2 separate regions of the Mus musculus genome follow, and region 2 is linked to region 1. The links are chromatin loops, found by intact Hi-C in ENCODE. Cell type or tissue: gastrocnemius. All regions are shown on one strand. Links, peaks and the distances in the headings refer to the core of each region. The heading gives the core; the rest is flanking DNA.

Region 1 (15,818 bases), core at 3,749-8,748:
AAAGTCATTATAAAGATTATTAGGAAAAAGAAAAATTCACCTTACTGGTTTGTGGTACATTGGAGAAAATTCAGAGAAGTTCTAGTTGGGGCTCATGCTGGAAGGGCGCCTCCTTCATGACATCTGAGGTGCCATGTCACAGTGCCCAGTACAACTGAGACCCCTCCTGGTACCTCATGCCTCTTGTCCCAAGCATCCCTACCTGCTTCAATTTGGTAAGTCGGTGTTTATAAACGCATGGCTTCCATTGAGCTTGCCTGTTAGACACCCACAGTCCTGTGTTTGCTATTAAGACTGCTATGCAACATTTATTGCTAACAAAACTAACCTGAGGCTTTTGGGCAGGAGGTGGGAAGGCGGAGTTGTTCATTTCATTAGAAACGTTTACCTTCTCATTGCAAAGCAACCTCCTGAGAAAGGCAGGGGAATTTTGATTTAGCAAAAGAAAATAATAGCCAAGCCGCATATTGACAAATTAATTATTTAAACATTTTCCACTCCAAGTAATTTCTTACTCCCTGTAGTTATTTGTCAGTTGATTTTTTTTAATTACAAAATAACACTTGTTCATTTTAAAACTTTAGACAATACAGAGGGGATAAAGAATAATGTGCAAGCAAAAAAACCTCAACTACCTTTTACTAACTTAACTCCAAGGGGGTAATCACTGTTCTCCATTGAATATGGCAACATACATATTTAAATGTGGCAATCACCTCTGCTTACTCAGTAAGGAGACTCTATTTGACACCTGCACTGTAAATTTCTTTAGTACCTCCATAAGATGCTGTTTCTTACCACTCCCTGTTCCTTTGGATGTATTTGGTTTGGCTTGGCTTGGTTTGGTTTTGGTTTTGTTTGGGGCTTTGGGGCTCTGGGGGCTTTCTTTGCTTTGCTTTGCTTTTTTTTTTTTTTTTTTTTTTTTTTTTTTTATGGCTGGTAAAGTAGCAAAGTATATCTCTGTGAGCCTGGACACCAGGCCTGCAGCGAGACATGCCTGAGTGTCTGGGGCTGGGCTCCATTTTCAACAGGTTGTCCTGGGAAAGTGGAAACTTTAGAACAAAGCTGACGGAACAGCATTTTCTGTGCCTTGGACAACGATGGGGGCTTTCATTATGTCCAAGTGCTCAATTTTTCTACTAAGAGAGGATAAACGCTTTCAATTATGTGAATTCCTGTCAGCGGGGCAACAATAGGCATGGATACAATTCTATAGCTCTTGAGCAATACAAAGTATGTCCAGGGATGGAAGGAGGGACAAAGAAAAACAGCTCTGCCTCGAAATAAAGTGCAAAGTGAGAGTCGTTTATCGGCAAAATGCTGCAAAAGTGCATTAACTGAAAATTTTAAGCAAATAAGTTGTACACTATTTCCCAGTGACTTTCCATACTTCCCCAGACAGCTCTGGTGAATTCATACATATCTAGGGAATCTTACTCGCTGAGGGTTTTCCTTACGTTTTTGACTGGTTCTGTTTTCCTCTTCCAGCCCTTTCTCTCTCTCTTTTTTTTTTCTCTCTTCTTCAAACTTTTTTCTTTCCACTCTGAATATTCACATCTTTTTTGTTGTTGTTGTTCCCTTTTGCTTCAAACTAACCATCTCCAGGTGCAATTTGTAATGAAGATAGATCCCTGCCTGTCATCTGTCCAGGACCTATTATGATAGAATATTTAATAAACGCCAGACTCAACTAGAATAATGATAACAAAATTAAACGTGATCATTTATGCAAAATTAGTTATCTCAAAGGTATTTTTGTTTAAGAGTTTGACATAGGAGGCTGAAGAGACAATTCAATAGATAAATCACTTCTCACATAAAGCCGGTGACCTAAGCTTAATCCTCTATCTTCTTTGTCATTTAATATTCTTTTCTCCAGTTTTATATTTAGTGATAGTTATATTAAATTAAGTATTAGTTACAGTTACATATCAATTATGTGCAATAACTGGAGTGTTATTAAAAAACAGTGGAAATTAGCCAGGCAGTGGTGGCACACGCCTTTAATCCGGCACTTGGGAGGCAGAGGCAGGTGAATTTCTGAGTTCGAGGCCAGCCTGGTCTACAAAGTGAGTTCCAGGACAGCCAGGGCTACACAGAGAAACCCTGTCTCTGGAAAAAAAAACAGTGAAAATTATGCCTCACAATTCATGTAACCATATTTATAATTACATACAATAAAATAATATATCATAAAATAATAATATAATAAAATTTTCAAGAGTGCTTTACCCTAATTTAATAAATGTTTATAATAAAATCTCTCCCAACAGAATTGTTTTCCAATTTTAATTTCATTAACATTCTAAGTTCAGCTGTGAGAAATATGGCAAGTGTTCCATGATCATCTTATTTATAAATGAATAATTAAGAGTGCATTCATATCCATTAGACTGCCACGAAAAATCATCTCAGCTCATCACAGAAGCAAAAACTTCTTTGACAGACCTACATGCCACTGCCTGGCTCTAGTCCGCCCAGACAACATAACCTGAGTTCTCCCCAGAAATCTTATTTCCAAGTCCTCTCTAAGAAATATCCTTACATCTCACAGCCATCTCTTATCCCTGTTCAAAGGACTCCAGATCTTGTTTTCTTGGAAGCACACTGACTGACAGGAATGTCGCCATGGGAATGCAGCTCCCACTTGGACATCTTCATGGGGACATTTTATAGCAACCTAAACTTAGCACCACCCTGACTGTAAAGTCTTCAGATGGAGACTCTGATATATCCAGACCATTATTTGGTCCAGGGATGAGAACTTCACTTTAGCTGAATTCATCAGACCAAATGGGACTACTAACATCCCGTGCTTTTTGCAACTTAATCATGTCCTCTTGTGAACGTGAACCAAAACCATGTTTCTAGAGACTGGTGGGGACATCCTATGACAGTGTGGTGGCCCCACCTGGGATACAATAGATACAGGGAACACAGCAGAGTAGAAAGCTGAAAGCAACCCAGAGCTTTGATAACATTAAGTCAACGGATCAATCAGCCAGAGATTCTAGCCTGCTGCACGCCACATCTGGAACATCTGCTTTGTGAGCTGAATTTCTAATTGTCAAAAACAATTCGGCTTTGTTGTGTGTGTGCTGACGTGCACACTAACTGATCTCTCTTCTTGTGAACAGGAGGCTATTGAGGAAGGGGGTGGTACAAGCTTTGGGGAGAGCACTGAGTATACTAACCAGTCTTTAAGATTACCAAGAAGAAGGATTTCCCATTTGCAAATAAACTTAACCTTAAGCTTACTTGTGCTGAAAGAATTCTTCCTGTGAAAGTCATGGGGTGGCAGAGTGAAAGACTGCATTTATTTCCGTTTCTTACTCTGCAAATGTTCCTCCACTGGGCTGGTGCTTAAGAAGGCTGTGTAAATTAAATAGGACCATCGGTTCTCTGAGAACCAAGACTACATCATGAAACTGTAACTTCAAAACATAGGCTCCCTCTGCTATCTTCCATATATAGGCTTGGCAAGATCCAAACGTAATACATAAAGCTGGAGTGCCACTGTTTAAAATGGTGGGGATTGGTATGTGTCGACCACCACAACCTGGCAAAGGCATCATGGAAATAGGAAATAGTGATAATACACACACAAGCGTCTATCTACTACCCACTGTGTGCTGGTGGTATGCACAGTTTTAGACCCAGGAATCTTTGCTCTAGGAATCTCCTAAAAGCAAAATGCAGGCAGAGTCTTTGCAGAGGAAGTGAAGACCTAACCTATGTGTTATTTAAAACAAAACAAAACAAAACAAAACAACGACTTGAATAAGTTCCAGTGATTACATGTACACTGTATGTCATTGCACTGAATTAATGCTGAGGAGATACACTTAAAAGGATATATAAGGTAATCAAAAGTTGAGAAATGTAACTCAGGGTTGACAATATGGCTACTTGGTGAGTTAAGACACCTGCTGCCAGGAATGAGGACCCAAGTCCAAGGCCCCAAAGTTGCCACATGGTGGAATGAGAAAACCGACCCTTGCAAGTTGTCTTCTGATGCGTGCAATGCACACGCAACATCAATAAATTAAAATGTAATATTTTTAAAAGCATAATAAGTGATACACTGTATTGAAAACTATAAAACAACTCCATACAAAGAAATCAGGCAAAATCCACATTAAAGGTCTTCAAGAGATAACTGTGAAGAGGATAGGATTTGGCAAGAGCTTAATTTTTCCTTACTTCTTTTTACAACTAAAATTCTTGTGTTTCTATCTGATAGAATGAAAATAAAGAAAATATCTAGAGCCGGGCATGGTGGTGCACACCTTTAATCCCAGCACTCAGGAGGCAGGGGCTGGCAAATCTCTGAGTTCAAGGCCAGCCTGGTCTACAAAAGTGAGTTCCAGGACAGCCAGGGCTACACAGAGAAAGCCTGTCTCGGAAAAAAACAAAAAAAAAACAAAAAACAAAAAACAAAAAAACAAAACAAAACAAAAAAACAAAAAAAAAGAAAATATCTAATATGGGGGACCTTTGGGATAGCATTGAAAATGTAAATGAGGAAAATACCTAATTTAAAAAAAAAAAAGAAAATATCTAATAAAAAAAAGTCGATTGTCCCACAGGGCTTATCATTTGACTCCTTGTATAAGATCCAGTTGAGGCCTTTGTAAGAAAGTTTTAGTCACTGTATAATCAATAACCGGACTTTTGGGCCTGTACAGTTCAGGGAGTCTCATGAACTTTGGATAAGGAAAAAAACTGTCTTCATTCTTCCTAACTTTTAACTGGAATTTGTCCAGTTAAAAGAATGTGTCCAGGAGCTGTCTCTCCCTTGCTTGTCTTTCAAATCACGCATACTTGATGATCCTTCCTTGAAATATATTTACTTACCACTAATTTGAAATTAACATTATATCCTGGTCTTCTTCTTCAGTTAGGAACACCACTCTGGGAAGACGTTCACAGCCTTCCCATGACAGTCCAAATGGTCCAAGACATAAACTAAGTCCAGATGAGGGGTGTGGTCCCCTGAGTCACCCAGTATAAAGAGTCACTTGGGAAAGCAGGTGGGGAATGTTTGCACTAGAATTTCTATGACAGAAGAATAAACTTGGTCTTAAGCTGAGGTTTATAGAGTCCTTTATTCTGTAGCTGTCCTACCCTGATGAATGGAGAGAAGAAAGTTGTAAAATTGAGCACTGTGTGTATGGGAAGGTGAATATGATTATTAAGAATAAAGAGAAAAGTGAAAGTGCATTTTTGAGCGGTTGCTACATTTTGGAGATGAACACAGGTAAGAAAGCAGAAGGACACATGGCCCTTTCGAATGACGCTCTCTCGGGAGATTATGGAAATCAGACACCGTATTTTCTGTTCTCTGGTGCCTTCATAGACAATGAGTCCTTGTCAGGAGTGGCCACTGAAAGCAGGAACCATCAAAGGACTTCAGCAGAGTTTTCTCTGCCAAATCTGTCATTTACAAGATGACAAGGATGGCTTCGCTCTTAGACCAGTTTCTTCATTTTATAAAGTGCTCTGTGGTTTGTAAAAGTTAATATAAGCAAATATATGGTAACAGTCCTAATAGAGCTCTCGGCATGTGCAAGCTTGGATGGACGGCTCCCCTTTCCTATCTTTTCTCTCTGCTGTAAGCCATTAACAGTCCATCTCGTACACTCAAGCTTAAAAGAATTAAAGAATATATTAAGAAAACATTGATTTTTTTTTCTCCTTGAGTCAAAAGCATAGCACTTTAAACTCATTATATCAGGTACAGTACAATGTTGGCATGAAGCTAAACTAAGAAAAATTATGATTAAAATTCAAATAGAGCATTGAGGTTGTGCTGGGGGAACAGAATGAGGAAAAATTACCGAAAAGGGAGCCTGTAATTTAAAACTGTCAGTCAAAGGGAATCGTGACATCGGCAAACAGTTTGCTGGGTTCCACACAGGACTCTTGTGGTAAGCATGCATGTGTGCCAGTCCTAGGGAAACCCAACTGAATTTCTCCATCTCTTTCCTTGGTGCTTTATTCCTTACGTAATGGTCTCTTAATCTTATCGCCAACGTGATGGGGAAGGGTATTTCTAAATGCAAAGAAGCGAATTTTAAAAATATTATATTAGGTTCACTTAATGTCTGATGTGGAACTCTGAAAAACCCAGTTACAAAATCGAGTGGAAAGTGAAAATATAGGATAATACTGTCTCTGCATGGGAGACTGAAGCTTCCTCCTGTCCATTCTGATCTCCGAGGGAGGGGTTGCCCAGGAAAGATCACGGAAATGCTAAGGGATAGGATGAACGCCTGACCTCTCTTCTACCTCGCTCTACACCCAGCAAGCGGTGAGCACCTCTCCGGGGAGGAGGCAAACGGATTGTTTCCTGAAGCAGTGGGCAGAACAACGAAAGAACTGACAATATTCCGACTTATGCTTCCAAAGAATTTTCTAGAGAATATAATTCTTTCTACGAAAACTGCAGGACTCTAAGGAGAAAGGACTCATACCGTCAAGAAGAAAGTGCTGCCACCTACAGGAAAAAGACCAAACTAGCGTCTGTAGGAAAGGGTGGGAGGTGGGGAGGGCAGGGAGAGGAAGTGGCAAGCCTCCAGAGGAACGAAAACTGCCTTCAAAATCTTAAACCTAGTGGATCCTATGTCCTTGCTATCCCATTTCACATACACCAACCACCTGTGGCCAGCAAGTGCTTAAAATATGGGTTGTCTGGCCAAGTCTGTGTTATTCTTAAGCCTAATAGTTTAGTTGATTAGACCACTTTTCAACCCAATAATAAAGCCAACATAGAATTTTTATTTGTTAAGTAAATCAAAACCATGATCAAGAGACTATGTTGACCTTTGACCTTTTCTGAGCACAGACCATTTTCCTGTGATAAAAATTTAGCTTGGAATTGGTGTTCAATAATTAAAGGATGTCGGCTACCACATTCCGGTTCTGAGGTCAGAGCAGTACTATTGTGAGATCTATCACTATGTCTTGCATTGCTACTCAAGGTACAAAACTGCTTATCAATATAGCAGAATTTGTAAGATTTTATCCAATTTTGTATCTGCTAATTGCCATAGCAAACATTTCAGATGTAAATAACACTTGATAACCAGATATATATCTGACATGTATATATATACATATATATGTGTATATATATATATATATATATATATATATATATATATATATTCAGATATATAGGCATATATATGTTGTGTGTATACATATTACATATGTATGTACATTATATGTACATACATATTTATTCATATATGTGTGTATATACTTATGAAGAGACACCTGCTGTGTTCTTCTTTCCATTAAACACTAATTACAAGGCTTACAATACTCGGGTACCTGGTTTCCTTCTGTGCCAACCCTTGAATAAGTCACTACAAGTTTCTGTACATAACTCTTTAGGTTCTGCTATTAAAGTAAATTTGAGATTTCAAGCTGTTATGCAAGACAATACTTAAAAACTAAGATATGCTTCTAATAATTCCAATATTTTAGTTTACTTTTTCAAATTTCCTAACTTTAAAAATCTCCATTGAAGTCAGACATTTCTAATAAACACTTTGCATTTGACTTGGGAAACGGAATTACTGACAGTACAAAGCAAAAAAGAAGTGATATTCTCAATCATTTTATGATGACTACAAGTTAAAATTGTGATGCTTTAACTGTGCTTTTCGAGTAAAATATATTATAAAGATCAATTTATTAGTATCTCTCTTTTTTTTTACTTTTATAAAATGTAGTCACCAAGACATCCTAAATGACATGTGGCTGACATATTTCTATTGCACAGTGACATTCTAATTGAGTTGAAGTCAGAGAAAGAGATAGGTAAAGTTTGTTTTGCTAACACCGTCACTTCAAGCGACTGTGTCTACAAACAGCCTTTGCTCTCAAAATGAACCTGCCTTTATTTTATTTTTATTTTTATCTTATCTTATCTTATTTTATGGGCAGAGCCTCATTGGATAATACAGTCAAGGTTGAAACTCTTGATCCTCTAGCCTCTGCATGCTAGGTTGATAAGCATATGCCACTATACCCTGGAAGATTAATTGTTTTCTTTTAAGACAGGCTTTCACATAGCCCAGGCTTACTTCAAACTTACTAGGTAGCTGAAGCTAAGCTTGAACTTTTGATCCTCCTAACTCCACCCCCGAATGCTGAGATATCGGGTTTGTGCAATCATTCCCTAGAAAGAAGATTAATTTTTAAAACATGCAGCAAGCAGTTTGAATAGGTTAATATAACACAATTTTTAGAGGAAATAACCTAATTCCATCTTCAGTGATTATCACTGTAACTAATGAATATCTTTAAGTGGTAGGAAATTTAATTTTAATGAATTCAATCACATGATCATTTCTATCAGAATTAATGAACTGCTAACACCTTTTTATAGAAATTCGATTAAAATTTTTCCTGTTCCATTTCTTCCATAAATTTCCAGCATTATTGCTCCAGATTGATACCTTCTATAGATCATAGCTACATCAATCATGAAGGTGATAGATAGATAAATGATAGATATACAGACACATAGATAGATAGAGATGGATGGATGGATAGAGAGAGAGAGAGAGGGAGAGAGAGAGATAGATAGAAGATATACAATGATGATAGATATGATAGATAAATGATATATCAATAGATAAATAGAAGATAGATGATATGCAACAGATGATAGATGATACATAAATGGGTATAATAAATGATAGATATGATAGATAGATGATAGAAGAAAAATAATAGATGATAGATAGATAGATAGATAGATAGATAGATAGATAGATAGATAGATAGATAGATAGACAAATGATAGACTAATATAGACAGATAAATGATAGACAGACAGACAGACAAGTAATAGATATACAGACAATTGATAGATAGACAGACAGACAAATATAGGCAGATAAATGATAGACAGACAGACAGACAGACAGACAGACAAGTGATAGACATACAGTCAGACAAGTGATAGATAAGTAGATAGATAGGTAGATAGATTGATAGATAGATAGATAGATAGATAGATAGATAGATAGATAGATAGATAGATGCCATCTCTCACTGGTTTTTATATTGTAGAACCTACTGTATGTTCTCCTGGGTCCTTTCCTGGTCCTCAATGTCTGAAGTCCTTTTCCACAGTACGAACATATCTGTTACCAAATATGTCATTTTTCAATCTACAAATGCCATGCTTCCCCTTCCTCCTTTCTCATATCCCATTGGTAACATGTTCACCTGTTATCCAACAGGAAAATAAAACAAAACCAATCAGACAGGCCCTCGATTCAGCCACCAAATCCCCACATAACGATACCATGTCCAGCCGTCTGGGTCTGTTTGCCCAAGACAGTCCTTGTGTGCGTACTGAAATTCTTACCTTCCAGGAGCCACCTCAGCCCTACACACAGCAAGACTGTTGGAAGCCCTTCCTGAGTCACTCAGTCTTGAACACAGAGTAGGACTTTAGATTCCTTCCTTGCCAGCCAGGAAAGCAAATCAAGAGGGTGTTGGGTGTTGCAACCACCTCCGAGCAGTCAGTGTGCTGCCCTGCTGACCTTGCCCTCTGTCCTCTCATCCACATGGCTGCCCTTTTCTCCGTTGCCAAAATTCTAGTAATGTTCCAGGCCTCGGTGTCTCTCCAAGACCATGCTGGTTCCCTGAGGTTAAGCTAAATTGTACTTAGCACAGTGTATTTTAATCTTCTGTCTGACCCCCAAAACTCCCACCTTGATGTCTGGCTATTCTTTGAGACTTTTTTTTTTTTTTGCTACATATATGCCAAATTTGTGACTTAATGAAGGTTGTGTGTCTTGAAAAGCCACTGTACTCTTTTTAACTTCCTTGGCTTGGCTTTCTGCCAGCTAGTAGCCCTCCTCTTCTAGTATAAAAAGCAACAACCCGCTGTCAAGATGACATGTCTGTACATTTTTGCAGTACTGGTGAACCTTGCTCTGTTCTTAACCCGTCTAATGCAATGGGTAACACCACTACCGAGTCAGTCAGTAAGCTAACATCTCTGTCAGGACACAGAGACACCTGTGATATAAACACTCAAAACACAACAGCAACAATAACATCCAGAGAAGCAAACCAAAATACTCTCACTTTCCTTTTGTAGGCAGGTGGTGGTTTCTACCTGACATCTATCCTAAGATCACACATGGAAGGAGAGAACTAACTCTACAAAGTTGTCCTCTGACTGCCACACAGGCACTGTGGCACGGACATGGGACCACATGCACACATTCACACACATGACCAGAAGCATTTTAAAGAAACACAATGCCAACATATGAAATGGGTCATTCTGTCTCATGCAATGGAAATCTCAGATATACTTTGTGCTTGGTTTTCCCACCCACACAGTATACTTTGTTGAGTTTGTCATCATTGTTGTTCTGGTGGCTGCTCTTGCTCCTGGGTTTGTGGTAATTTTCATTTTCACTCTCTCTGATGACAAGAACACTCACGGGAGATTAGGAAAAGCAGCTTCAAATGTTTAACCCTGCCAGAAAATCAATGTGGAACTTGAATGAGTCACCACCCCTCTTCACCCCACTTTCCCCTTCTGGAGGATAAGTGATTGGCATTCTCCAACATCCTCTGGAGCTCAAACACGCTACAATTTTCTGATTCTAAGCATGTCATTACTGTTGCTTCTCTTGAATCATGGTAGAACAAGTTATAAAGGACAAATTGGTAGAAGGTTCCTAAATAGATGTATATAAAGGGACAGAGGTGACAGGCATATTTTTTAAGTAGTCCTGATAGAGACCCTGTGAGGCCTGGGTCATAATAAAGCAGTTTGCATTTTAGCACGTTTGCTGGCTATATTTAGGAACACCAAACAAGTCAGCCCGTGCCTAACAAAATTGCACAGAAATCTCTACTAAATTTCTAACATACATTTGTCTCTAACGAATGCTAAATAGTCAAGACACAAGATGATGAAGAGTTTAGATGCCACAAACATGCAATACTCTGGGGGACTCAGGAGAGTACAAAACTTGGCAGTTCTGAGGTCCCCAACAGGTGACGTAAATGTTTATAGACTCTCTCATTTGGGGATGCAGCTGAGGGCAAATGCTATCCAACATGGAGCCCTCAAAAAGACCTCTATGTCTAAAAACACATTTAAACATTCCTCAAGGTCAGCCCTTGCCTCGGTACCGGAAATGGGTGATGTCATTCTTAGAATATCAGGTTTTCTGGAAAGCTACCTGCCATCCCAGTTCTCCACCCCTCACCCAGAGGCATTCCCTCAGCACCACATGTTCTCAGAATCTAGACCTCCATCTTAGCCTCACTCTAGCTGGATGTGAGGAAAGAGATCTGGGAAAATAGAAAAAAGCAAAGGGCCACACGAGACAGCTGGGCAGAACAGCAGCTGGAGGGCTTGGCGATGACAAGCACTCATGTGCTGGCTCCTACACAGGGCAGTCATTTGGACAGTAACTCTGAAGTCAGGACCTGAGGACTGAGGCTAGCTCTGGCCCAGCTTTGTCTCATGCATTTCCTCCAGACTCACAGGGCCTTGCTTTGGCCCCTTTGAAACCCAAGAAAGGAAGATGAGAAGAAAAGTAAGAGACAAAAGAGATGGAAACTTTTTAATATGTGCTTTTAAACCTCTTTATAGAGATGAGTAATAAAATGACCAGGGCCAGCAGACACAGTCAACCTTTCCACATTTTCTCTAAACAGTTATAAAACTGAGAGTCTTGTAAGGTCAGAGTTAAAGAAATACAGTCTTGTTTTGTAATTTAAATGGTGTTTGACAGAATGATAAAATAGTCTCAGTACTAGAAAAAGATGTGTTCAGGCACACAGGCTTGATTGAGAAGGGATGATGGAGCCCACTCTGGTGATCAGGAAGAACTGAGTTCAACCTGGAGGCTGGGCAGGGCTGCAAGCCACGAACTCCCCCTCCCTTGCACACACACATCCCTTCCTTCTCCTTGAGTCAAATGATAATGAATTATGACATTTAATTTATGGTAAGGAAGTATCATGTATTGTTCTCAAAATACTCAGAAAACAAAACATAAATTGAATGCCTACTATGTGCCAGCATCTGTCCTAAATATTAGCAACATATAATTGGACAAAACAGAATTCTGCCCTTATAGTTGTTCCATTCTACTTTAGGGTAATGGGTAAGTTTATATATATATATTTTTAAAAAGTGTAATTTAGGTGAGCAAAATATAAAAATAAATAAATAAATACATGGAACAGAGTGAATTCTAAAGCAAGTTTGGGAGATACAGAGACAGTTTCCACTTTGGATAAAATCATCAAGGTGAAACTGGAATCATTACCTTATGGAGAGAGAGGAACACGGGATGTGTTTGAGGAGACAGCAAATGAAAAAGTTCTGGACCAGAGGTACATCCATTTCACTCAACCAGCAGCCAAAGAGACCAGTACCCTGAAGCAGAGAGAGCACAAATCAGTAAGGAGTCCAAGGGAAGCCGGATATAGTGGCACACAACTGGGACCCCTGTGTGTGGGAGGCCACCGTGAGTTTGAGGCTAGCCTGAGCTATAAAGGAAGACCCTGTCAGAAGGAAGGAAATAAGAAGAAAGAAAGAAAGAAAGAAAGAAAGGAGGGAGGGAGGGAGGGAGGGAGGGAGGGAGGGAGGGAGGGAGGGAGGGAGGGAGGGAAGAAGACAGACAGGAAGAAAGAAGAGGAGAAGAAGGAGGAGAAGGAAGAAGAAGGAGAAGGAGGAAAAGAAGAAGGAGGAGGAGGAGAAGGAGAAGAAGAAGGAAGCGGGTAAAGGGGAAGAAAGAAGGAAGATAAAGAAATGGAACCGTCCAAAGCATGAAGATGACATGGTGGTAGTTTGCTTTGTGTGAACTTAGAGGTAACCTGGAAATACTGAGTAGTCCCTATACCACCCGGCTTCTATTTCAACATAATAGAGATGATTATTTTCTGACAGGAAAGAAAGGTAAAGGATGCAGATTCAAGATGGCACAATGCTCCAAACAGGGAACAATGAAATCTGAAATAAGACTGAAGAATACCTGTCATAGGCTACATTCTAGGTGCATTCTTATAAGACCAGCAGAATTCTGTGCTCTCTGGGTAAGCAGTGTGGATTAGAGGAGCCAAGAATTATCCCCACAAGTTTGGCTGTGCCTGAAAGGACCTTCTACAAATCAAAGTGAGATCCACTATGTGATGAGGGCCTTCCAAGAGAGACTAGAGATCTGTTTTATACACATACTATATAAGAAAGCTTTAGAAAAACTGGGAAAGATGTCAAGAGAACAGTTGGATGGTCAGGGCTAGTGTCCTGAGCCATGGCTGTTACTTTAAACCAGGTGTGAAAGATACACTGAGAGAAGAGAAAGGACTGGGCCCCAGGGAGTCCCATTCTTAAAGGCTTTGGAGAGTCATGCTTGGGGCTAGGGCTGGGGCTGAGGCTGGGGCTGGGGCTGGGGCTGGGGCTGGGGCTGGGGCTGGGGCTGGGGCTGGGGCTGGGGCTGGGGCTGGGGCTGGGGCTGGGGCAGGGGTGAGGGAGAGGGCAAGGGTTAAGATATAACCAAGAAGAACGGAAGTAAGGAAGGTCTCTTGATGGCAAGAGTGAACCAGTGTCTAATTTAGATTAAGTAGGGAAAGGACTTCCTCAGACTTAGCACCTATCACAGTTAACATCGAAGAAGACCAACAGCCTACATGGCAACCAACTTTCAAGAAATAAATCAAACAATTCCAGACAAATAATTGTAGATTATAGAGGAAAGATTATTATCTTCAATTACTCTTCATCTTTTAAATCTTTCCTCTCAGTCCAAAAGTTGGATAGAAGCATCATTCTCTTTTGAATTCCTACCAGTGGGAAAACTTAATAAAAGACGGACATTTTTACATCTTTTCAAGGAGTGACTTAATACTAATCCTCTTAGCTAATCGTGGGGAGTTTTACATATGAGCTACAGCTATATTTTTTCCTATAATGTGAAAGTTACAGGTGGCTTTATTGTTTTATTTATTATTGATAAATTTAACTTTCTTTTCCAGATTATAAGTCTGAGGCACAAATTTATTTCCAGGTACTTTCGTGATGTTAAATTTTTTTCTTAAATTGCTTGCACATCCCTGAAGATTCTCACTGACTATGTGAATGTTTTCAATTCCCCAACTCTGAGTCTCCCCACATATGTGTTCTGCACTGTCCTAAACAATTTGATCAGGGTTAGAACATTTCACTCATTCCACCAAGCAGATCCACGTCATGGAGGGACAATAATGGATTCTGACAGTGTGCCGGAAAGAGGGACAGTGGGCAGGTGTGGACACTAGTAAAAAGAGACTGCCGTTTGGAAACTTAACCTCAGGCTTCCATAATTTCACACATAAGCCAGGAGTGGCACAATCTAGAAATCTCACACAGACAGTCTTGCCAGACTTTCAACACAACTAGATAATCTCATGCTAAGTCAACAAGCACCTTTGGCAGCATCAATGCACCCAAACTGGTGGAAGTTGACCCATTAGAAATCAGACAAGAGAACTCAATTTTGAGAAGAGCTTGCAATCTACATAATTTTCCCCAACTCTTTTGTTTTGGTTTGGTTTGGTTTTGGTTTTTTGTTTTGGTTTTGGTTTTGGTTTTTTTCAAGACAGGGTTTCTCTGTATAGCCCTGGCTGTCCTAGAACTCACTTTGTAGACCAGGATGGTCTTGAACTCAGAAATATGCCTTCCACTGCCTCCCAGGTGCTGGGATTAAAGGCGTGCACCACCACTGCCCGGCAACTCTTTTCTATATAAAAAGGATTGTCTGGTTCTCAATGGTTAGCCCTACAAACCAATGTGGTTTGGATTCTTTACAATGGGAGGTCATAATCTGAGAGTCACAGACGGTCAACAGTTGAAGAAGTCACACCCCGACTATGATATTAGTGGACTGAGCGCATTAAAAACTTGAGGCTGTAATATCTCAGGAGGGGGATCCTAGAGTTCTGATGAGCAAATGGTGAAGAGTAATACTACTCTTGTTCTGTAAGAGGACCTGGGCTCCACTCCACACGGAGACTCACAGCCGCTGTAACTCCAGTTCCAGGGGATCTAATGCCCTCTTAAGGTTTCCACAGGGTCCTGAATGAGCATGGTACACACACGTACACTCACTCACACATGTACATGTTAAATAAATAAATTAGTAAATAAATAATGTTTTTTCTTAAAAGAAAGAAAACTACAAGGAAGCCAGCGTGCTACCCCCAAAGCATTCAGGAACTTTTTTTAATTGTAAATAAACATAGAAATGGGAGTATCAAATGTCTAAAGGAGAAAAATACTGAAAACAGTGTTTTAAAAGTATTATGTGTTGACGGTAGCATATTTGGTTGGGGGGGCAGGGGAGAAAGAGAGGGGGTAGGCACTGTGCACATGTGGAGACAAAAGGGGCATTTGTGGAGTCATTTCTCTCCTTCCATCTACTCTGTTTCTGGACATCAGACTCCTGTCATTTGGCTTATTCAGCAAGTGCTCTTTATCTGCTGAGCCATCTTGCCAGCCTGACAGAGGCTCTTGAATAGTATACCGCAGTTCTTTCCATTGTATTGATTTGACACCTTGAAAGAAGAACTTGAAAAGAATACTCTTTTGCTACATATTTGCAGTTCGGGGCTATCATTTTTTATCATCCCCGTGACAAGTCTGGCAGCAAACCCCACACATGTTGGGAGCCGGGAGCAGTGTTATAATTTCTAAGGAGACAGCTGCAGTATCAAAATGATCATAGTCAAAAGCAGGAAGTGATCAAAGGGAAACAGCATTTCTAAATTCTGCCATT
Region 2 (15,818 bases), core at 4,053-9,052, 54 kb after region 1:
GGGCTGCTCTCAACTATAGTTGGAGAGGTTTCTTTGCTGCGGGCAGCAGTCACTGCGGAGACTCGGAACTGGCTGAAGTGCTGAGAGAATACATAACTGTGGGTGCTCAGCGCTGATAGGATAGGCTCAGGGAACTTGGATAAAGAGGTGTGTGTAAAAGCTGAAACACGGAGAGGATTGTTGCAAATGTTATCTTCAGGGCAGGGCTTGTAAGCTCGCAACAGCTGTGGTCGGTTACCTTCACAAGATCAAGCCACTCAACATGCCAGCAAAAGTAGAGGAGGGGCTCCTGAGGACGCGCCCTTAGCTGAGGAGCTGGTGGCAAATGCTGGCTGCTGGCTGAAGAAAGGGGAGTCCTTTTTCTTTTTTCTCTTGCTTTTTGCTTTTTCAAGACAGGGTCTCCGTGTAACCCTGGCTGTCCTGGAACTCGCTCTGTAGACCAGGCTGGCCTCAAGTTCACAGAGATCCTCCTGCCTCTGCCTCCCAAGGGCTGGGATGAAAACCTGTGCTACCACCGCCCAGCAAGGAGAGTTCCTTCCCTTGAGAGGTGCGGCCACTGATAGGCTGCCCATACGCCACAGGATAAAGCCACACCCATATTCATGCGAGCTGCACTGATCAGACTCCATGGGTCGCCCTAAAATGGAAGAGGACATGTAGGTAGGAGAGAAACCTGTTGAGGTGAAACTGCCAACAGGACCCGAGAGTAGGTGTGATCAAGATGTATTGTATATATGTATGAAATCACCAGAGAATAAATTTAAAATACAAGAATAAAAAAATGAAACAAAAACAGAAAAAAAAGGCTGCAGCATAACAGAAAACATGAATGGCACAGAAACAAACAAAATATAAAGACTAGACTCTGTACACAGAAACACAGTGTGACTGGCTAATTTCATGCATTGGTGGCACAGCTAAATAAAGTGGAGATTTTATTTCTAAGTGGGATAGTGAAAAATTTTTGCTTGAAATTTTTGTTAGCTTTTAATTGTGTGCATATGTGTGAGGTAAGTTTACAAAATACAACATAATCTCAGTGTGCACAATATGGCCCTGTGTCTGCGTGTATTCATAGTACAGATATGTTATATGTGCGTTTGTGCGCATCGGTGCAGTGCCTATGGAGGCCAGAAGAGGGCGTCAGATCCTCTGGAGCTAAAATCATAGGCAGTTGTGGGCAGTTGTAGGAAGCAAAGCAGGTCCTCTGAAAGAGCAGTACGTGCTCTGACCTCTGAGTAGCACTTGGAATTTTTTTTTCTTTAGTGACTCTCTGCGGTATGATAACTTTCTGAAAGTGAAGAGGAAAAAAAAAAAAAAAAGTCTAGCAATATCCCAGATAATTGCTTTTTTAAAGTTTCCCTTTTGATACTGTATTTTTGCTTTTAAGGATTGCTTTCAAGAAATAAGATAGAGATGTAGCGAGTCAGGCTTGTGAAAATACATAAGCAACCAAACAAATTCTACTGTGAGGTAAGTTTACAAAATACAACATAATCTCAGTGTGTACAATATGGCCCTGTGTCTGCATGTATTCATAATACAGATATATTATATAGCTATATGTTTTCTATGTCGCATGTAAAATTAAAATCATGTTGTATCTTGAATTTTCATTAACTTATTTTATTAACACATTGTCTAAACATGAGAGCGTTATTATGTTGGTCAGTATTCACATGTAAATATATACCTATCTATAATATGAAGAAAGGGCTAACATAAAATATACTAACGTAAAAAAAATACTAAAGTGTTTATGATTGTTTGTGGCTGATAAGATATAGGCAAATTTTATTCTCTTCTGTAAACTGGCTCCACATATCCGGTATCCTACAGTCAGAAAAGCGAGATGATCATTTCTAAATGGAAGTCTGAGAAAAGGCAATGATTTCATTGGTCAGAGGCACCACCTTCCTCTGATGCTCCTTCAACCTGAGAGAATGGCACATTGCCTCTGTGTCCCTTGTGCTCTGTCTCTCAGGCTACTTCACACAGGTGAAAGAAGCCCATCGCTCCCCTGGCCACAGCTCTCAGAGGGGCCACGCATCCATCTAAAAACAGCAACGCCTTTTCTCATCATTTATTCGATTTCCAGAGCCACAAATTCTTACAGTGTAAGTGAGGGCTCTGCCACATCCCTCTAGGGGTTCCTCCTGGGTCGCAAGGTCTCTAGCAGAGCACTGACAGAGCAACAGTGTGGGAAGGTAAACAAGCCTTTGGAAGGGACCCTGCGTGCTCTTGGGACAACCTGTAAACTCTGGCTCTTATCCCAGCCAATCTACCTGGACACAGTGACGCCAGCAAGGTAAACAGCAGCCCCGCCAGGCCTGCACGGCCCTCCCACTCTTCCCTCCCTCAGAAGGACCTTGCTTTCTTGGTTGATTCAATAAAAGGATTTTTGCCACATTTCTGCATTTAGAAGAGAACACCACAAACACAGGTACTACTTTAAGGTACAGCAGGCAGCCTCCTGTTGCTGGAGTGATTTAAAGACATGTGTTCTGCGTGAATGACATCACACAGAACACATCAGGACACTATTTTGTAGAGACTTGAAATTCTCAAGTAGAAGCAAAAGATCATTAACACTTTGGTAGACAAGAGCACACTGTGGTTTAAATGGAGATGAAGACAATGGCTGGAAGCTGTAGCAAGAAGACAAAAGAGACAGAGCTATACCCAGGCATGTCCTTAACAGAGTCCAACACAGAGCGTCTGACTTTTTCTGGCATCATGGCATTCAAAGTTCCAGATGACTAAGACCTCCATTTGTATACATAGAGCTCCAGACCAGACAGAACATTCTGGCCTATCTTATTTATGACTACATGTCAAGTCAACAAAGAAGAAAGCCGGTATACTCAACTGTATGGTGCTGTAGCCTGAGCCTGAATAAATTGCATAAACTAATGTCAGTCTCTAGTTCAATCAGCCATCATCAAAGTGCCCTTTGGCTCCCTGCTAGTGACAAGTTAACAAAATAAACCTCCTGTCCTTGCCACCAGACACCCAGGCAGGGCCCACAGCAACCACACCCGGAATACACTGTCTGCGTTGCAGTTCACTCAGGGACAAAATTGGAGCCTGGGGGTCAAAAATCACAGCAAATAGGTACCAATAGGAATAGAGGTGTGTCTCAAATGGAGAATTAGGAGTCATAATGGCGGCTTGCTTGTTAGTAGAAAGGGACAGCCATTAATGCCCCAGTCGGTTCTTGCCTCTTTGTGTGTGGTTTCCCAATGTTGTGGCTCATCCTTCCCTCTGCAGTGCAGCTGAGTCATCGCCATCTTTAATTCCTGGGTTTCCAGAGCTCCCCCAAATAACCCATGTCAGAGTTCACTAGGAAAGCGAAGCTGAGGTGTGGCCACAGTTGACTGGTCAGAGGTCCCTTGGCTTCTCAGGTGTGAAACTAAATTCTGGAATACATTTTCACTAACATGAGAGAAGCAGACATGGAATTGAATTAAATGAAAGAAGATTCTGGGAAATAGTCTTTCTGCTAAGTAAAATGGGTAGATAATAGATGATACAAGATAGATAGATGATAGATAGATGATAGATAGATAGATAGATAGATAGATAGATAGATAGATAGATGATAGATAGATGGTAGATAGATAGATAGATAGATAGTAGATAGATAGTAGATAGATAGATAGATAGATAGATGATAGATAGATGGTAGATAGATAGAGAGATAGATAGATAGATAGATAGATAGATAGATAGATAGATAGATAGATAGATAGATACAGAAATAGCATGTATGTCAACTCAATTAAGTATTTCCTGTAGTGTAGACAGGAAACTGTACTCAGAATGATGACCTGGAATAAAGCCGCACGAAGAAGCTCAGACTCAGTGCCCAAGTGGACAGGCTTTAAAGCAGGAGAGGAAATCACAGAACTCCGCCCCGCAGCAGAGAGAAGGGAACGCTAATTCACAGTGAATCCAAGCTCCCCCTTTTAGATCGACTATAAGTACTTCCAGGGACAAGACTTTTTCCTTTCCTTGTAGTGTTTCTATTTCTTCCAGCAGACCGAGTACTGTCTCCACTGATAGCCAAAACCCAGATTTACAATGGCCAAGAGCCTGCAGGTTCTTCCCAAGTTCAAGCCTTATCATGGACTTCATTCACAACAAGGTATCTGCAGGGAATTACACAATCTCTCTGAAGCTAGGGTTACTATGCTAGTAAGGGGGGCTGGGGTATCCTGCTGCTTATCTGAGAGCTCTGAAAAAAAAAGGCCAAATGAGCTGCTGTCTGCAAAGCACAGAGCTGTGGTTTGGATATGAAGTACCCATCCAGGGCTCATGGCTTAAAGGCTTGGTCCCCAGCTGTGGCACTAGATAGAGGTGGCTCTGTCCTCACTAATACACTAATCTCTTGCTAGAGGCACAGTTTAATGGTTTCTGGGAACTGGTGGGATTAGGAGGTTGAGTCCATTTGGAGGAATTTGGATCCATGCCTTAGAAGGATAAAGTTTGTCCCCAGCACCTTCCTGTATCTCTTCCTCAGCTGCCTTCAGGCCACAAGATGAGCATTTCTGCTCCATCTTACCTTCTCTCTCTCTCTCTCTCCCTCCCTCCCTCCCTCTCTCTCCCTCCCTGCTTCTCTCTCTCTCTCTCTCTCTCTCTCTCTCTCTCTCTCTCTCTCTCTTTCACTCTCACTCTCACTCTCACTCTGCCTCAACACCGACATTCCACAACAGGACAGAAGACTGAAATATTTGAAACCGTGATCCACACTGAAGTTTCCCTTCTTCAAAATAATTTTCTTTCAGGGTATTTGTCACTGTGATAAAAGCCTGGTTCTGGTGTTAACTATTTGACAACTCACATCTAGCAAAGAGAAAAACAGGACTTTAAAGAACTGCCTTGTACCTACAGGAAGCTGGCTTTAAAAGAGTGGGGAGGAAGCAGACCCACAGGTGGGCTCCATGCTAATCTATTGACATACACTTCAAATGTTATTTTTCAGCCCTTTAGAGTTTCTACTTAAGAATAGAATTTAGCATTAACAGATAAATGCACGCAAGAGTGGGAGAGAGAAGATCTGGGTTATTTTTTAGCCCCAACAAACACGAAGAGGGATGATTCTGGTGACAGAAGAGAAATGGCAGTTATTCGGGGAGATGCGTTCAATGGTATCCCAAGTCCTGGTGGGTTTTGGTCAGTTGGTTGGTTGGTGGTTGGTTGGTTGGTTGGTTGTTGGTTGGTTGTTGGTTGGTTGGTTGGTTGGTTGGTGGTTGGTTGGTTGGTTGGTTGGTTGGTGGTTGGTTGGTTGGTTGATTTTCAGACTTGTATCAAAATCCTAGCAACAACCCCACTTTCTGGAATTAATCAATTTTGAATCCAGGACTTCAAAAGTAGAAAAAAAAGTTAGAAGAAAAATAGAAGTCGTTGCAGAGACTGTCACGTGCATAGAAACACACAACTACAGGGCAGGGAAGATGGCTTTGCGGCTAAAGGCCTTGTCACACAGGACATGAGTTCTCATCTCCAACACCCACAAAGGATGTGTGCAGAGTCTGCAATCTCAGCACTAAGAAGCAGAGGTGGCCTGGCCCCTGGAGCCCATTGGTCAGTCATTCTAACCATTACAGTGAGATGCATATTCAGTGAGAGACTTCCTCTCAAAAACTAAGATGACCTCCTCATGCATAGGTATGGTACTGACACACATATCCATACAGACATGTTCATAGACTACACACACACACACACACACACAGGAGGGAGGGAGGGAGGGAGGGAGGGAGGGAGGGAGGGAGGGAGGGAGGGAGGGAGGAGAGAAGGGAGAAAGGAGGAAGAGAGGGGAAAGGGAGAGAGGAAGAGAGGAGAGGGAGGGGGAGAGGGACAGAGATGAGAAAGAGGGGAGAAGAAGAGAGGAAAAGGGAGAGAGAGAGAAAGGGGGAGGGACATGGGGAGGAGAGGGGGGGAAGGAAACTGTACTGGAAACAGTATGGCTGGCAACCTACTTTGCACATTGCAATCCCCATCAAGATGAAGGACACGTTGTTTGCCAAGCCCTCCCCTTTGCCTTTTCTTCATCATGCTGTTCTTGCTATCCAAAAGAGGAATCAAACCAGCTGCCAACATGGAGTTGGCAAATAGCTGCAGGCGCTGTCTTCCTGGAAACGCCAACCGGCAGCCATCCCCACAAGGCCACAGAGGTTTCGGGAGGGCAGATTCACCACTGCTCAGACTCCTCATAGTGGGATTAGAACCCTAACTGTCTAAACTAATAAGCCAGAGGAGCTGGGGGTGTGGGGGAGTGGGTATGTGCTCCTAAACAGCCCGGGGTCGGCCACGTCCTTCCAGGCAGGGGCTAAGAAGGTCCCTTGTGCCTGAGGACGGTTGATCAGATAGACCTGAAGACTTGCCGGACAAGTCCCACAGCACTTCTGAGGATAGTGACTAAGCTCCAGCTTAGCAAAATTATCTAATATTTTGATTAGTCACTGAGTAAAAACTTTGCTAGAACCCTTCATTTCCTACACAGTTGGACAGACACGGTGTCAACGGAAGATTTCCTGAAAGTGCTTCCCCGGAACTGCCCAGTTCTGCAAGTAGGAAGTCAGCAAGTTGACCGAAGCCCGCTGGCCTGGCTCTCAGTGGGATCAGGCTTAGTTCACTGGCAGCGCAGATTGGCAGGCAGGCCTGGGTCCACGCCCCGCCCCTCCCTTGCAGTTCAGGCAGGTTCTATAAAAATAAACTTACATACTATTCTGTTGACTCAGATTTCCTGCGCTTTCGAACGCTTTGAAGGTTAACATGATATTTACAAGCCAGAGGACGTTCGATATTTTATATCACATGGCCTGCTACTGGAGAAAACTGCTAACGAACGCAGCTGGCAGGGCAGACAATGTGGACATTTGTAGTAACAGAGACCTGGCTTTCCAAAAGGGCTGTGAGCTGGTTCAAAATGCTCAATGGAGGAAGTGAGAAATGGATTTGGAAGTCAGTAAGACCTTTTCAGTTCTAACTTTTAAGTAAAACATGTTACGACTGGTGTCCACAATACATGTGAAATGACTTTTCGCCTGCTTACATGGGCATACATTCTTTTACAAAGCTTCCACTGTCCCTTTGAATAATTACGTTCAGAGGAGAAGGCTCTTAATTACTGAAAGGCCATTATTAAGTAGCAACTGGAAATACATACGTCTGCTCCCCATTTTAGGGTTAAACATGAATTCACATGTTGCTCCTTATCAACGCCATTCAATTAGCAGTAGAAGAAAAGGGTCATAACGTCGAAGAAGGGAATGTTTTTTTTGCTTACTAACAGCTATTGCAAAGCTGTGAGAGAGAAAAATACAATTTAAAAGCTTTAAAAAAAAAAAAACACTGAGGGTAGGGATCTCTATTTAGGGCAGGCAGTCTGTATTGTAAGCAAGGCGGTGAGTCTCCCTGATAGCAGGTAAAGATGCTTCAGCCAAGCCTGAAGGGGGCGTGGCTCTGTGGTAGAGCAACCTCCATCAGGATGCCAGACCCTGGATTCGATATATATCTGGGAAGGAAAATTGTAGGGGAAGGGGTGGGAAGAAGGGAGAGAACAGAAGGAGGAAGGGGAGTGAGGGGAAGAAGAAGGAAGGGGAAGAGAGTAAAAAGGAGAAGAGGGGAGGGGGAGGAGAAGGGGAAGGGGGAGGGGAACGGCCCTAGGTTTTTGTTTTTGTTTTTTAAGTGTTATGTCAAGGTGAAAATGTACAGGTTATATCCATCTGTCTCAAATGTTAAGATATCTTTTTTTTTTTAATTACAAGAAACAGTGGGTCTTTTTTACAAACTTTTTTTCTCAAAAGAAAGGAGAACACATGAGATGGGTGGTAGTGGTGGTGCACGACTTTAATCAAAGTGCTCAGGAGTCTAAGACAGTCAGATCTCTGTGAGTTCGAGGCCAGTCTGGTCTACAGAGTGAGTTCCAAGAGAGCTTGGGCTACACAGAGAAACCCTGTCTTGGAAAACCAGAGAGAGAGAATAGGAGTGGGGAGGGAGGGAGGGAGGGAGGGAGGGAGGGAGGGAGGGAGGGAGGGAGGGAGGGAGGGAGGGAGGGAGAGGGAGAGAAGTCTACTAGAAAATGAATTCACCCTGACAGGTTTACAGTGAACAAGGGGTTGATGGCTGTAATTTTGAGTTGGGAAACACCTGCTCAAATTAAGTAGTTTGTGGTTTCCGTATCCAACAGAAGAGAAAAACACCACATTGATTCTGCCACTGTTTGTGTATGTGTGTATGTGTGTGTGTGTGTGTGTGTGTTTGTGTGTGTGTGTGTGTGTGTGTGTGTGTGTGTGTGTGTGTGTGTGTTAACTAAAGTAATTCAAACCTCATCCTGTAGGCTGATATACTTCGTTCCTGTGTCCTGCTAAAATTAAGATGATACAAACATATAAACTTGATGAATCCCAAGTGATAGAAAGCATTGGCCTTTCAGTGGGGAGCGTGTGTACGCTGGAGGGGAGAAAAATGAAAGAAACCTTTCCCAGGTGTTCCCTCAGATGGTACAGGCTTCCTCCAGCACTTCTGCCCACGCCTGTAAGAAAGAGAGTAAAATCCGCTCCCTGTAGATACTCAGAATTAGACACAATCACAGATGATACTGATGTGGAGAACGTTTGCACGAGCATGCAACCACCTTGGTAATAAAGTTTACTTCTTCTGCCCTAGTGTTTTAGACTGGTTCTAAATCACTACACAAAGCCAGCGATTGGCTGCTGTTGAGCAGAACTGGACTGTGGACGTTAACCAAGTTGCCTGGCAGTCTTTACCTGACTTCAGTCCACATTTTTCCCCTCCATAGCTACTCTCTAGTTATGCATTATCAGGTTTGGCAGTCTCTACGAGCTCAGCCCTCCGCTTGGCTTGTTGCTGGGTAGGCTTGACCTAAGAGAGTGCATGAGGAAAGAGCCAGAACTTTCCTTTGATGTCTCAGAACTCAAGATTCCATTATATAATCTACCATAAATCCTGGCGGTCAGGACTGACACTGGCTTCCAAAGTTACCAGAATATGACACTCCCTACTTGATTCATTGTGGAGTCTGACATGTCTTAATTAATATGAACTCAGAGCCTCAGCTTGCCAGCGATAAGAGACTTTTCTGATTTGCCTTCTTCATAGCTTTAAGGGTTTCCTTGATTAATTTTCTTCTCCTGAAATCTAAACCTCACATGCTAAATGTTCTGACTGGCTCAGGTTTGACCTCACAGATGTTTCCTTGTGGTCACAGAAAATACTTCTCCTCTGAGAATAGGTTTGATAATTTTGGGGGGGGGGGCAATAAATTGAACTGAACTAGATGAAGAAGTCAAGTGCAGGCTTTTAGCCACACTTTTTTACTTCTACAACCTGCCTGGTGTGTTCAAGTCTCAAATATAAACGGTGGTAGATGATAGCATTCCCTATGAACAAATTAAGGCCTTGAACCTTCCCCCAAGCCTTCTTCTCTGTAACAATATAAATCTCTCTCCTTGCTCAACACATGAGTGAGGCTTCCCACAAGGAGAAAATTGGCACATTTAAATGTCCTTTCTACTCTCAATGCTGAAGAAGGAGTGAGATGGACCAAGTCCAAACAGTGAGAAGGAAGGAGACTGAGGGCCTGTCTCATCGGAACACAAATAATTTGTGAACTGTTCTCAGTGATTAATACTCTGCACTTGAACCCTGCTTATGCAACAGAAGTGCTACAGTGAGCTGACTCTTGGTTTCTGGGTTTTGCCTTTCCTAGAAAACATTTTTCTATGAATCTTTTTTTGTTTTGTTTTGATTTGGTTTGGTTTGGTTTGGTTTGGTTTGGTTTGGTTTGGTTGCACACTAGATTTGAAGCAGCCCTTTGCTTGATTGGTGAAGTCTGAAAATGGACTAGAGGGAAGGACACCAAAGCAACATGAGCAATGTCCCTCCAACAGAGTGATACCCTGTTACCCTCTCCCTGCCCCTCTCTGCTCAAAACAGGAAAGCCAGGCATCAGCTGCCAAGGGACACTCTCAGCAGCCTTTGAGATTCGTTGTAACCTAAATTAGATTACTGAATGTGCTTAGCATTTTCTCCCAACCTTTGTCCCCAACAGACACCTGCCTTGTTTTCTTACATAGCTGTCACCCTAACCTTTTACCGTACCATACTCCTTTAAAGGATGAGAAAGAGAGAGAGGGGGAGAGAGAGAGAGAGAGAGAGAGAGAGAGAGAGAGAGGGAGAGAGAGAGAGAGACAGAGAGAGACAGAGACAGAGAGAGACAGAGAGAGACAGACAGAGAGACAGACAGAGAGACAGACAGAGAGACAGAGAGACAGACAGAGAGACAGACAGACAGACAGAGAGACAGAGACAGAGAGACAGAGACAGAGACAGAGAGACAGACAGAGAGACAGACAGAGAGACAGAGACAGAGAGAAAGGGGAAAAACAATCTCCTTACACCCCTCCTCTTTAGCTCCCCAATCACTGGGTTCAGCTCCAAATCATCTGAAGCATTTCAGTGGTGGCGAGAGGTGTCACAGGCTCCCTTCCCTAGGCAAGCCTTCAATGGCATCAGCTATCTTGTACTCCCAGACAGGCACCTACGGCTCTAATAGTACATATGTTAATGTCCTGGCTCACTATTCCAAATGGAGGTGGCTGAAGACAGGAGGCGCAGAAGCGTGACTCAGTACCAGCACTGAGGTCATACCCAGTATGCCAGGCCTTCATTCACTTGCTAGGGAATTAGGCCTCCAAAGTCAAAGGACTGCTCAAGTACGAAATGTAAAGTACGAACTTGAGTACATATTTGACAAGTGTGTATAAATTGCAAATAATTGCACCAGTCTCCATGTCATACAAATAGAAGCATTTTCTTATGAATCTATATTCTATCCAAATAAGATTGTTTTTGCCATAAAAATATCCCAGGGAAAAAGCATTTTGCACATATAAAGTGTGCTGCTTAGTCCCTAGTGGTCCCTGAATGAAAAACCTTCTGGGATCTGTTTGGCAGTTAGTTGCTAGATCCATCTTTCAATTATAAAGATAGCAAAATACCCAGCATAGGTGTGTCTGTCTGTATGTATGTTCACTCCTAGAAACTAATCATAGGACCTTGCATATTCCAAGCAAGCTCTCTACTGCTGAGCCACATCTTTCACCCTTTCCTAACTGATTCTTTTGAGAAGGGGATTGCCAAATTTCAAAGCTGGTGTTGAACTCATCAGATGACCCCTGTAGACCTTCCACTAGTGATTCTCCTGCCTCAGCCTCCTAAGTAGCTGGGGTTGAAGGCTTGCACCACCAGGCTCACTTTACAGTAATATCTTTTGACTCCCCTCCAACTCCTCTCTCTACCAGCCATTTTTTGAGACAAAGTCTTTTCTCGCCCATAAATAATCATAATTCAAAAAGTGGGTCCTTAAAAGATTTGCTAAATTGCTCAATTTAAGTTGTTCACTCTAAATTAGCAATTCACCTCTCCTCAGCTAGTCCAATCATCTCCAAATTGGCATGCTCACTCTTCAACTAAAAACCTCAATCTACACAGTATTTCCAAAGAGAAGGCCTCATTTCACTGCAACCTCACACCTTAAAATGACATTTAGCTTCACAGTCCTAATTCTCTGCTAACATGTTCCTGCATACTTCTGACTTATCTTCCTGTCAGACCAACTCCTGATCCCCCAAGGTGATTGTCTCTTTCCTTGGATTAGCGTCTTCTACCCCCAACATCTTCCCAGGGCAACATACCCATCCTTCCGGGTCAAGGCTAACTGTCACTTCCTGTCCCAAACTCCGAGTGCCAATCAGCAGTAGCTTCTCTGTGTGCTTCCATACCATGGTGCTCATCTCTATGAAAGCAGCCATCACTTTCTACTCAATTAGTGTATGTCATAGCTATTCTGCAGCAATGATACATCATACTATGTGCCCAACTCTCCACTTTTGACAATTAAAAAAAAAATCATCTAGAACACAAAGAATGCATCATGTTCAATCAAACACATCCATTGCATATCTAACATGGTTGGGTACCAGGCTTTTCCCAGAATACCACAATGCAACCCTGAGCAAAAGCCCCCTGTTGGCACCAAGGGCTCTTCCAATAGGGTCCGCAGCAGACCCTTTAGAACAGAGCTTCATGAGCCACAGTAGAACTTTGCAATGTGCTCATTCTTGGACAAAATTAAGAATTTAATAAGGAAGTCAAACAGAAGTACCCTTTTTCTGAATAAACTTGATGCCAAAATATACAGTAGCAAGATTTCATGTAAATGGGATTCCCAACATCTCTTAATGGACAGGAATGTACGGGTGTTCCGTTGCTTTACCCAGATGCAGAGATGGATTGTTGACTACCCAATGTGACCAGCTTTACTAAGTTCCCTTTCTTTGTAAGGTTTTATAATAAAGCAAAACCTAATGAATGACTGGTTATAGCAAATAAAAAATTAGAATTCAAAGGACAGATGCCATCTTACAGAGGGATTTAAAATTCCTTGTGGATTTCTTTATCACAATTATCAAAGAAAATTTTCCAATGAGACTACTTAAGTGAACCGCAGAGGTAGGAAGGGGCTCAGGCATGTGGCCCCCACTGCAAAAGGACTAGGGAGGCTCTTCTGAAGAGAGTGAGGAGGAGATCCCTTTAGAGAGTTCAGCTGATAGCCACCTGACAAGCAAATGCTTCAATAAGTACCGAGGAATAAGAAATCAAAAGACAGAAAAAAGAACCTGGAATGCCACCACTCCAGAGAAGGACAGTTACCAGGGCTACCAACCACTTAGCAAATTGACTGACCTTGCACAACTTGAGGTTCCCCCAAGGCTTGTCATCTCCTTTCCACCCACCTCATCTCCTTGTGATGAGCAGCAACAAAAAGGTCCTATGATTTTCGTGATGACTGTGCCCCCATTCTAGTCCGCTCTCAGCAGGGAGACACAACCCCCCAAAGAATTGAGAATTATTGAGTTTAAGTAAGAGGCTAAAGGCAGATTTCACTCCTGAAGACTACTCCTGCAGTCGAGACAATGAAGTGACAGCTGTGTCACCAACAAGACTCTTGATATTTTTTGCACTGGAAAAGATAGGGCTTCGCCTACATCACATCTCACACCAGAGGACATCCCCCAAGTCACATTGATACTCCAAGGAAGAGATTATAGACTACTTCCAATATCTCATCATTACCCCCATCTCACCTGAAAGCTTTATCACATGCCTGGAGGCTGTCTCTATGCACACACTTCCATCTACACAAACACACACACGCACACACACCTTAGAAGGAGTCATAGAATCTGTTGATGCATACAGTTTTGCTAACCCAAACCCTAACCCTAACCCTAACCCTAACCCTAACCCTAACCCTAACCCTAACCCAGGCTGATCTAGAAAAAGGACTACTGGAACATTGCTATAGAGACAAAATCACCGTTATCATAACCATCCTTAGCAAAAGCTACCTGTAAAGTGCTAACCTTTAAAAAGAGCATCTGGGTATCCAGCGAGACGGCTTAGTGGTAAAGCACTCGCTGGGCAAGCCTGGTCACCTAACTTAATTCCCAGAGTCCGTGAGAAGATAGGAGAGAAGTGATCCCACAAAATGTCCTCTGAACTCCACATATTCACTGTGGAACACACAATGCCGCTACACACATACATCATGTGTGTGTACATACACACAACACACACACACACACAAACAAATTAACACTTTGTTAGGCCCTTGGCAGGGGTTCATAGGTGGTATTTCTTTCTCAGCAAACAACAGCCAGCCAGCTCAGGCAGAGGTGGGTGGACAGGACCGCGCCTCCTCTGTGCTTTAGCAGAGCAGAAGCACAGTGGTCCTTCTCTCTCGTCTGTTTTTCTCTACAGCCTCCCTGGACCCATGGACCAAACTGCAGCTCAATCATGGCCTCATCTCAAGCAGGCATTCTGACCAACTGGACCAAAATACAGAGACATACTGAGACGGGGCAGAGATGCGCCTTCTTACCCATGGAAGAAGGTGCAGAGGGCACTGTAGGCTTAGGAATGTATGTGTCTGAGCATGATAGGAGGCAGATGGTTCCAAGTCCTAAACTGAATGAAAGTCAGGGGTCACTGAAGGAAAGGACAGCTGCCTGACTTTGTCATTGCAGCAAAGCTAATGCTCTGGGGCCTTTACTGCCTTGAGCAACAGAACTGAACAACTCCCTTCAAGTGTCAAGACAGCACCTCCCACTCATGAACATAACCCTGGCACTCACATTCAATATTTTGCCAATTTTCCTGTGTGTTTGTCTCTCATCTCTATGTCAGTGTTACTTCTAATTTCTATGACAAAAATCCACCAATCACTGCAAGACTGGGTCCAGCCTCTACAGCTTTATATCCAGACAGGGTCTAGAACGGGCCTTTTTGGGATGTTTATAAAACAAGGGCAAACATTTGCCTTTTTTTTCTTGCGAAACAAGAAAGAATTTTACTGAATACAGATAGATGCTGACCCCAAGAACACAGAGGTTCCCACCCTACTGACTTTTTAAAAAGTTCAAATACTTTTAATTGGTACTCCAACATCAGCCCTCTCTGAATATATTATTTCAAATTCAAAACCAAATACATTTCCCATCAACCTTGTGGCTGGGGGTGCTCTGTAAATCTACTAGATCTGGCCCAAGAAGGTAATTTTCAAACATCTGACATTAAGTGGTACTTCATGTCCCGATTGAACATCATCTTAATAAAAACCCAACCCTTATATTAGGGTTAAAAAAAAAACTTAAAATAAATTTTAACTAGCTAGACTTTTCTGGGCAAGTCAGAGAGAACAAACACTGGCAACTTCTTGGTCAAGCATGAGACTTTCCACTACAGGAAACGGGTGGCTTTCCTGTGGCCAAAATGAAAGTATCCTTTTCTGCCTTTTGTAACTACCACGTCACTGGCGAGTGGCACACACTGTATGGCACTGTCCTTAATATACACACCACCCTGCCTTAAAAAAAAAAAAAAGCAGTCACCCGTGGTTATTTTCAGGTTAGAGAGAACCAAGCCCAAGCCCACAGGACTCAGAACTCGCCTACAATTGTGAGGCAACTTCAAGACAAGATGCGTTACTAGATTGCGTAGCTTTTCAGAAAACTCGTCTGCCTTCAGGAAACAAATGATGCAAATGATGGCTTATTCCAGTCGCCTTAGATCCAGCTCACATAAGTCACAGCACCGAAGATTAAGAAACGTGGTCGCGTTGAGACAAGTACAAAGTGAAGTCGGAGCAGGAACTTTTTTAAACTCGCGCACGTTTCAACCATACAGAATCCCCCACAGCTCGACCTGGGACCAATAAATTGACGCGATCTGAGGCAGGCAGAGAGAGAGCCTGCCAGTGCTGCACCAAGAACAGATAACTGTGTCTGACTCAGCTGAATGTAGCTTCCCCGGAGTGAATTTCCATGGGACCAAGGTCAGCTTTAACATGATAACGTTTGCCAGAAACTTTATAAAATATCCCTGGAGCAATGAGCGAGAGAAAAATGAACATATTTTCACAGAAGTGAACTCTTGAGACTCCAGCCTGATTGCACACAGTAGCACACTATAGCCAAGGGGGGGGGGGGGGAACTGTAAAGAAATGGAGAGAAATAGAAGTACCTGCTTGAGAAGAATGTCGCCCAGAGACTGCCTTCTTAAGCTAGACAATGGCAGAGGAGGGGGCATTGGCCTCTCCTGGCATCACAAGGCTGCTGAGCAGGGAGCCTTGTGTTTTCGGTTTTGGTAGAATCCGTTCCGAGGCTGTTATGACCATGAAATTAGGAAATGCAGAGACTCAGAAGCAAAGAGCTAGCACCACCACT

The links. Hi-C counts contacts between places; a loop is a spot of excess contacts. Peaks named below come from ENCODE experiments on the same cell type or tissue, not always from the same donor. Only the 100,000 strongest peaks of a DNase experiment are listed, where the experiment ranks them.
Region 2: it touches region 1 in a loop (2.7-fold over the local background); 3 of 42 quality-filtered maps call a loop at or near these places.

Annotation. Positions count from the first base shown.
Region 1 is chr10:4,665,847-4,681,664 of GRCm38, reverse strand. It overlaps a transcript of Esr1 not described here. Among named protein-coding and RNA genes, the nearest start is that of Esr1, 36 kb to the left of the region's middle. In gastrocnemius, for the core only: a CTCF peak has its summit at 6,479 (motif pointing left); a DNase peak (open chromatin) is centred at 6,485; H3K4me3 peaks cover 427 bases.
Region 2 is chr10:4,611,953-4,627,770 of GRCm38, reverse strand. It overlaps a transcript of Esr1 not described here. Among named protein-coding and RNA genes, the nearest start is that of Esr1, 90 kb to the left of the region's middle. In gastrocnemius, for the core only: no CTCF peak of the experiment used is centred there; a DNase peak (open chromatin) is centred at 6,132; H3K4me3 peaks cover 1,443 bases; H3K27ac peaks cover 2,882 bases.